Regions from separate parts of the Homo sapiens genome. Here region 2 is linked to region 1. A link is an interaction called in ENCODE POLR2A ChIA-PET data of the cell type or tissue named here. Cell type or tissue: GM12878. All regions are shown on one strand. Each heading gives the region's core, and the rest is flanking DNA. Links, peaks and the distances in the headings are about the cores only.

Evidence for each region. Peaks named below come from ENCODE experiments on the same cell type or tissue, not always from the same donor. Only the 100,000 strongest peaks of a DNase experiment are listed, where the experiment ranks them.
Region 2: POLR2A ChIA-PET joins it to region 1 with 5 read pairs; 5 of 35 experiments call an interaction of 5 or more read pairs at or near these places.

The regions. Positions count from the first base shown.
Region 1 is chr2:171,315,244-171,319,640 of GRCh38, forward strand. It overlaps METTL8 (methyltransferase 8, tRNA N3-cytidine), which reads right to left. Exons shown (of 10, transcript NM_001321154.2): 10 at 503-4,397. Among named protein-coding and RNA genes, the nearest start is that of METTL8, 120 kb to the right of the region's middle. RefSeq lists enhancers at 617-1,439, 2,542-2,601, 3,329-3,428, 3,907-4,397 and silencers at 1,516-1,810, 3,117-3,319. In GM12878, for the core only: no CTCF peak of the experiment used is centred there; DNase peaks (open chromatin) are centred at 2,618, 3,469, 4,058 and 4,208; H3K4me3 peaks cover 1,312 bases; H3K27ac peaks cover 3,725 bases.
Region 2 is chr2:171,179,096-171,183,492 of GRCh38, forward strand. It overlaps a transcript of TLK1 not described here. Among named protein-coding and RNA genes, the nearest start is that of TLK1, 20 kb to the left of the region's middle. In GM12878, for the core only: no CTCF peak of the experiment used is centred there; no DNase peak of the experiment used is centred there; H3K27ac peaks cover 1,195 bases.

The DNA.
Region 1 (4,397 bases), core at 330-4,329:
TCAGCCTCCTGAGTAGCTGGGATTACAGGTGCACGCCACCATGCCCAGCTAATTTCCTTGCACAATTAGAGATGGGTTTCACCATGTTGTCCATGCTGGGCTCGAACTCCTGACCTCAGGTGATCCACCCGCCTCGGCCTCCCAAAGTGTTGAGATTACAGGCGTGAGCCACTGCGCCTGGCCGAATATGGTATTTGATTTGACATTTTATATTACAGATTAAGTCCTTAAGAAAGACAACACTCATCCCTGATGTACTGAAGATCTTTGTTTTGTCAGTCAGTGCTTTCTACTTTCATTCTACTTATCATTCAACTTTCTTAGGTTAACTATCTTCTAATGTAAAAAAAAATGCATTAATATATAAAAGTATAGGCTTCAAGTTTAGAAAGCCTGTCTCTTCGGAAAGTTACTGACCTCATAGCAAACTATGAATAAATTCCCCAAAGTAGGATGAACAGAGCAATTTATATCCATATATAAACATAATTATACTATACAGTTACATAACTAGAATAAAATTTAATGTAAATGTGCCAAAGAGGAGAAGAAATCACAGAAGATTTACAAAACTTACATGAAATAAGAAAATGTTCAACTATGTAATAACCAAAGCTTCCTTAACTTGGGAATCTTGGGAACCTAGAAAGTGAGGTAACCCAAGCCAAATTCCTCTGGTGTCACAGTTCCTCCTATACCAGGCCAGGCACTTGCCAATGACACTGGAGTAGGGGTAAGCCCTGGGTGTGTTGTGTAGTGTGTGACGTAGTAGGTGAAAAACAGCAAAGAGGTAATTCTTTATTCTCGAGAGCTTCCTCGTGCACATGATCAGCTTTTGCACATGCTTGGAGGAAAAACAACACTATTAAAATGTCTTTTTAAAAGTCAAAGCTAAATGAGTATGCAATAAAGCTTTGAGAAATGGAAAAGAAAATCTATGAGGAAAACGTCAGCTTGCTTATCCAGGGAATGAGCAGGACTTAATTCTCATGCCGGCATGGGGCTGCCGGGCACCCAGCTCCTTTCCTGTGGGTAGAAAACAAGTCCCCAAGTTGCTACTGAGCCAAACTGTAAAGGCCAGTCAGGAAATGAGCAGCAGTGCTGAATGGGGAAGCCTGGATCCATGGTTTTTTCCTAAAGTAAACAAAAGATCTGCAAAAGTATTTCCTTGCACTATTTGGCAAGAGAAAGAAGCACCTGGAGAGTGAGTTAGGGAGAGAAAGCATGGAAGAAATGTGAGTAAAACAAGGAAGATTATAATGAAGCTTTGTCTCACTAATCTCCAGAGCCCAGGTGTTCTATTAAGAAACAAAGCTGCAAATGAAGAGACATCTCAGAGAGTGGTGGATTAAGAATATATTCATGGAAAGGATAGATCTTCCTTGCTTTTTGGGATCCTGAATTTCATCTTTCATTTGGATTAAAAAGAAACTTAAAAAATATCTTGTAGAAAGTCAAAGTAAAGATATAAATATTAAAATAAATGAGGGCTGCGAAAGAAAAAGTATGAGCAATGAGAAAAGCAATTATCCTTGGAGGCAGAAATTTCTTTCTTGTTTCAATGCAGCATGTGATACTGGCAATTTCAGCCATTCTCTTTCAGGCAATTTTCAGTGCGAGTGCCAAATGCTGCTTAGGGGGATATGTCTCTGCTCACCTGAGGGAGCAGGGCACAACTAAAGATGTAAGGAGAGCGATCGCATTCTTTACGCCAAGCATTCTGTTTAGCAGGACTGCCTCAGGAGGAACACAAGTTGCTCTCAGGAGGCAGAAGGTGAGAGAAATGAGGCAGCAATTACATAGTGTTGCTTGTGCTAAGTACAGAGCATTAAAAACAAAAAACAAAAAAGCCCCACTAATGCAGTGGACTCAGCAGCGGGCTCATTGCTAATTTTAGGAAGTCACACAGGTTTAGTGCTTGCTTCCAGCGGAAAAGCCTTAAAAGCCCAAAGGGTGACTGTCCTCCAGTGTTTTTTGAAACAACCAACACTTGATATATAAAGGTTAACTGAGGAAAAAATTAATTTCTGCGTTTTCTGCAATGAACTAGGAGCAATGGATTGAAAATATTTGGCCAAATAATTTTTATAAGCATAACAAAATTCCATTTTTCTGGACCAAACCTCATCAGCCCAACTAGGAAAGACGATGCTGGAGCTTTAGGAGGCAATCAAAGGCTCATTTTATTTGATAGGTAACATCTGATACAGAAGCATTTCCCGCCCTGGGCCCTGGATCTACTCAGTGCCTACCTGCTGGAGAAAATCAAAGATAAAGACCCAGATCACTGGGATGCCAAGGACACAGCTAGCTGGACACTATTTGAAGTCTATGTGCTCAAGTATTGCTTTTTTTCCCTCTTTATGTAACGTTAACGTGTATTTATTCATTCAGCTAACTCTAGCTGTTCCTTACTTAAGGTTAAGTGGTTGTGAAACCACAGACACTGTAGAATCAGAAGCTGTTGTTTTAAACTCTTGGCCAAGTAGCAGTGCCTTGTAGCTTGCCTTTGCCGAGCTCCAGGGGCAGCTGAGGGTGGGCTGTCTGACCATCTGGAGATTTCAGTGTGCTCCATCCATCTCATGCCAACCTGACTTGCCAGAATTAGGGTCACTGTGCTCTGAGACACTTTGAGATGATGCTCAAGGGAGCTGTGCTCTGCAGCCTCCTGGGTCCCTTCTGCAGGTGCACTTGCTTTTTCAATCTGATGCTATTTTTCTTACCCTCTGTAGGCACTCACACGCAGAACTATTATTACTTGCTTGTTACTGCATGTTGCTGATTCATACTCATAGGAAAAAGTAATTTTATCTTCAACACCTCTTCCTTGTCATTTAAGACATATGTTAATGAAAGACAGATTTTGGCATCCACTTTTCTCTGTAGCTTTGAGGCCACAATATAGATTCATTATAAATGAAGATGCAACTGTTATTTTACTTCTATTTATATTTATAACTACACCAAAGCCATCTTGCGGGTACCTTTGCGCCTCTCAAATCCCCAACCATATTCCAAGAAACCGTATTCCAAGAAATGCTCAACATTTCATGCCTGAATTGGTATTAATGTGGCATTAATGTACATACAATGTTTTAAATAACGATGTTTTCACTCATATTTTATTATGGACACCTCCTGATTTCACATATTTTACATTACCCTAGAGCTGAATCCTTTTGAAGACATTTTAAGGGTTTTTTTTCCCCACTGCAGTACAGAATGCTTTTTTTCTTTAAGCGAGGAGTATGCAAGTGAGAGTGCTCTGCGAGGAGGGATGCCAAGTGGAAGGCTGAAGCCTGAGGGGGTGGGGCGAGTGCAGAACTAGGCAGAAGCAGAATGCTGAAAAGAACTGATTGAAAGCTTTTTGCTTTGTCATTCCTCTCAGTTCCTTTCCTTCTCTTCTTTTCCAATTTGTAATTGTGGACAAGTGTAACCTACTTATTTGCTAGAATGATTGGATCTAGAATGAGCCATAACCTTGAAGGTCGTCTGAAACAAACTCCTCTCCACTGCTATCGTTTTCTGCTTGACTCAGAAAGCTCTTTCTTCCCTGGTGCCTTTCCCAGCAGCATTTGGGCCCATCCATTACAAGAGCAGCAAGTAGAGGTTTTGGAATCAGAGAGTTCTGGGTCCGAGTTGTGACTCTGCTACTTACTAGATGTGGTATCCTGAGCAAGTTACCCAACATCTCTTCTGTAAATGGTTATCATCAAAATGAATTCCTAGGAGTTTGAGGATTAAATAATGTGTATAGTATACACAAAATCTAGCATTCAGAGCTAAATTAAGAGTAGCTAAGCAGTTCAATAGGAACTAGGACCCATGCTTCCTGTTTGACTCTGAGGCAACACTTTTTTCCATGGAAAGATACTGTCTTTCTTACAATGTCTCATAAAACCTTTGAAAAAGTCACTGTTGCTGGAATACTGTGTGTACTGCCTTGTAGATTAATAACAATACCTCACATATATTTAATGCTCTAGAATTGACAATGCACTTTCACAAGCGGGGAAAATACCCACGCCAACACTAAGTCTCCTGATGACTAACAGAGGCAGGAAGCAGGAGGAGCAGAGGCTTTGAAAGAGGTCGATTAGTGATGCAAATGTGAAGTTATCTGCACTTGTGAGGAGCATAACAAACATCAAAACCAATTAGAAGTAACAATGTGTGATCTATTCAGGCTTCAGGACTTTGATGAGTTGGAAGTTTTGGGGTTTAACAATCCAGATGGTTCTGATAGCTTTAAGTTTTGCCTCCAAGAGGGCAGCTATCTGCATATGGGTGAATTTTCACGTACAAGCTAGAGTACAGCAACGACTTAGAATCACACACGGGTAGAAACCGGGACGTGTTCACAATTTGTAGACAAAGCATATGGAATCGAGAGAGGC
Region 2 (4,397 bases), core at 258-4,257, 140 kb before region 1:
TGTAAGAAGACATGGAATAACAATTACCAACTGTATAGGGAAATTGGCAATGCTACTGTGATGACAAGTACAGTTGGAGTGGTGTGATTGATTTATTCATTTCCTTAATAATCCTCATAGTTGTAATGAGTCATCCCTGTCTCTTATTCTAAATTACAGGGCACCCTTTTATTCCCAAATGAAATAAATATACATGATGACATTTTTTTCTTTCTCATTCTCATTTCAAAGACCTAATTTTTCATAATCTAGCAGTTAAGAGAATCAGACAGACATGAATTGGAATCTTGGCTAAGAGAAGAAAAAAGTTAGAGAAGGTGTGGATTCCCCAATGCCCCCTATTTGTCCTCTAGAGAGCTTTCAGAGGTTTTGAAACATGATAGGCTCTTTATTGCTATGAGTCTGACATTTAAGCAGTTAGCTCCTTATATTCCTTTTATGAGAAGAGAAGGAGTAAGCGAAGAAGAGAAAAAGGAAGTAGTTTTTGGTCTGACAATCAAGCAGACAGTATTTGTTCTATTTATCAATTTCATTATTCACAAATAAGGAGTAAGTAAAGGAGACATTAAGGAGCAGGAGCAGCCGGGTGCAGTGGCTCATACCTGTAATCCCAGCACTTTGGGAGGCCAAGGCCGGGTGATCACTTGAGGTCAGGGGTTCAAGACCAGCCTGGCCAACATGATAAAACCCCGTCTCTACTAAAAACACAAAAATTAGGCCGGGCATGGTGGCTCACACCTGCAATCCCAACACTTTGAGAGGCCAAGGCTGGTGGATCACTTGAGGTCAGGAGTTCAAGACAAGCCTGGCCAATATGGTGAAACCCCATTTCTACTAAAAATAAAAAAAACTAGCTGGGTGTGGTGGCATGTGGCTGTAATGCCAGCTACTCTGGAGGCTGAAGCACAAGAATCACTGGAACCTGGGGGCCAGAAGTTGCAGTGAGCTGAGATCTCACGACTGCACTCCAGCCTGGGTGATAGAGTGAGACTCTGTCTCAAAAAAAAAAAAAAAAAAAAAATTAGCCAGGCATGGGGGTGGACGTCTATAATCCCAGCTACTCGGGGCCACTGCACTCTGGCTCTGGCCTGGATGACAGAGCGAGAGCGAGAGCGAGACTTTGTCTAAAAAAAAAAAATTGCCCCCCGGGTCCCTGCGTCTCAATAGGCAGTATTTGTCATCAAAATTCAGGTCCTAATCTGATAGGAAGGGAAGACTTAGCATATTATCAGTTGTTTTACCCATATTGATATCTCTCTTCTTGAGTATGGATAATTGAAATCACAGATTAGCAACATGGGAGTGCTACAAAGTAAGGAGACCAATTGTTTTCTCCTTATGATTCCTGGAAACAAAAGAGGAACTGTCAGAACCGAGAAGACTACAACATGTTTTAACTACTTCAAGTATTATGGCCTTTTACACTGATGACTATTAAATTTTATATATACTTTTTATTGCATTGGATAATTCAGTGCATCTTCAGTGCCATAGGTTAGAATGACTCTTTCCAGAGTTCTGAAGTAGTTTGTATTTGCTCTGTGTGAAGCTTTGTGCTGATGTTACAAAGTTTCAGTAGTCCAGGAGGTTTTTCTGCATTGGCTTTAAAATGAGTGACTGTTACTGAGACACTGATTTGAGACTACATTTTCAGTCATGTAAATTCTGCAAATGAGTCACTTGACATGTTAGGACTATATGGGCATACAAATAATGTTAAGAGGATGCTTTTTTTTTTTTTTTTTTTTACTTTAGCATAATGTTCAAAGCTGGAGAAGATGACTTTTCATGAGAAGTAAAACTATAGGTCTAATGCAAATGTTAAAAAGTTCAGAGACTTGGGGCTTTAAAATATGATTAACTCTGATAATAATGGTTGAGGAGTTAAAGTTAGAACAGATTCATTCTGTAAAAAGCTTTGAGCACAAGAAAGTTTCTGTTTGTATAATGAACAAAAACAATAAAGGTTTGCCATTTGTTCTGATCTTTCAACAGAAGCTGGAAGAATTAATGTCTCATTGAGAGAAACAGTAGCTGAAACAAAATTCAATGTTTCTTTAATGATCTTGAAACAAAACTTCAAAGTTGGTAGTTGTAAAACACCATCACCAAGACCCCAAAATTGTCACACTCACAAGTGAAACAGTGAAACTTGTTTCTTAACTTCGATTGGTATGAATCATTCCATGTGCTTCATCAATGAGGTGTCCATATAAAGACTCTGAAGCATCTGAGAAATCCAAAGTAAAAAACCAAGCCAGGACCTAAGTGATCTAATTTTTTTGTACATCCTAAAGCTTCCCTTCTAACATATTAGCATCAAAGAGTTTCTACGTCCTCATCTCAGTCCATTTTGTGTTGCTCTAAAGGAATGCCTGAGGGTGGGTAATTTATAAAGAAAAGGTTTATTTGGCTCCTGGTTCTGCAGTCCATACAAGAAGCATGGTGTCAGCATCTGCTTCTGGTAAGAGCCTCAGGCTGCTTCCACCCATGGTGGAAAGCGAAGGGGAACTGTTGTGTGCAGAGATCACGTGGCAAGAAAGGAAGCAAGGAGAGGGAGAGGCACCTGGCTCTTTTTAATAGCCAGCTCTTAAGGGACCTAATAGAGCAATAACCTATTCCTCTCTAAACTTTAATCTCTTCTTGAAGGATCCACTCTCATGACCCAAACACCTCCCATTAGGTCCCACCTCCAACATTAGGGATCAAATTTCAATGTGAGATTCGAAGGGGTAGAGCATTCAAACTACGGCAGTCCTTCTCTCTCTCCATCTCCTCCTAATCTGTCAGCTGCCTCTGGCTTTACTTCCTTCCTTATCCAGCTACGCCCCACAATCCATCTCTTCGATCCTACTCTTGCCAAGACAATTAACTTGTTTACTCCTTTGAAAGATCACTTACTGAACCTACTCTGGGTCGATCCAACCAGTGGCTTTTCACTCCTATACCTGAGCATGTAGAGAAAAATCCCCATCAGACTATCAAAAAGGAATGCTAGTGATGACTATCTCTGGGAATAGGGCCATATGGAAATCACACTGTCTGTGCTAACAAATGTAGATGGAATTAGAAAATCACTTTTTGGCAATCAGCATAATAAAAATTGAGAAAAAGCCTCAATGGATGCTAATTTAGTGGGTGAAAGTAGAATGAGGAAGAGAATTTTACACGGTCTCAAAGTACTTTCCCCCAAATTCTTATTAATTACAAAGGAATAGAAGAATAATTTCTCAGAAACCTGGCATATACCATCTTAATCAACTGATCAAATTAATACCACCAGAAATGGGACATACTGACATTGTGGGCTACTTATTAGAATGCAGTAAGAAATTAGCTTCACTTCTATGATGTTCCAGCAGGATCTAAGTCAAATCAAAAGCACACTTCAGATAAGTCTAAACTGAGAGACATTCTACAAGGCCATGGAAAACAAGGAAATACTGAAGAACTATTTCAGGGTGGGAGACTAGAGAGACATGATAACTGGGTACAAAACATGGAATGTATCCTTTTGCTTTATAGCAAAAAGAATATACTGAGGCCAGGCACAGTAGCTCACACCAGTAATCCCAACACTTTGAGGGGCTGAGGCGGGAAGATTGCTTGAGCCCAGGAGTATGAGACCAGCCTGGACAACACAGTGAGACCCTATCACAACAAAAAATTAAAAAATTAGCCAGGTATGGTGGGGACATCCCTGTAGTCCCAGCTCATCCAGAGGTTGAGGCAGGAAGGTTTGCTCGAGCCCAGGAGGTCAAGGATGCAGAGAGCTATGATTATGCCACTGTACTCCAGCCTGGGTGACAGGTCAAAACCCTGACTCCAAAAAAAAAAAAAAAAGAAAGAAAGAAAGAAAGAAAGAAAGAAAGAACATTATTGTGACGCTGGACAAACTTGAATAGGGTCTCAGGACAAACAGTTTATGGGGGTTATTTGTATAATTCTTGCAATTTTTCTGTAAGTTTGAAGTTGTTTCAAATAAGTTGTCTGAAAATGAAGTTTAAAAACCTGTTTTTCCATATTAAAAATCATGATACATTACATATACAAAAAAGAATAAGTGTAATATATGTACATTAATGACATTTAAAAATAAAAATGAACATCTATGAATTTACTACTAAGTTTGAGAAACAGAAAATTTGTCAATAATGTTAAAGCTCCCAATAATGTTAAAGCTGTGGGTGTTCCTCTCCATCCACAGATAACTCTAAACTGGATAAGATATATCCTGAATATATCTTATCATTTCCTTGCTTTTCTTTAAAGATTTACCACATATGTAGAAATTCCTAATACTCCCTGATAGTGAAAGAGGTTTAGCTTTCTTACTCTCTGTTTATTAGTTACTTTTATTTTTTCTTTTCTAAATCATCTGTTTTATCCTTTGTCTA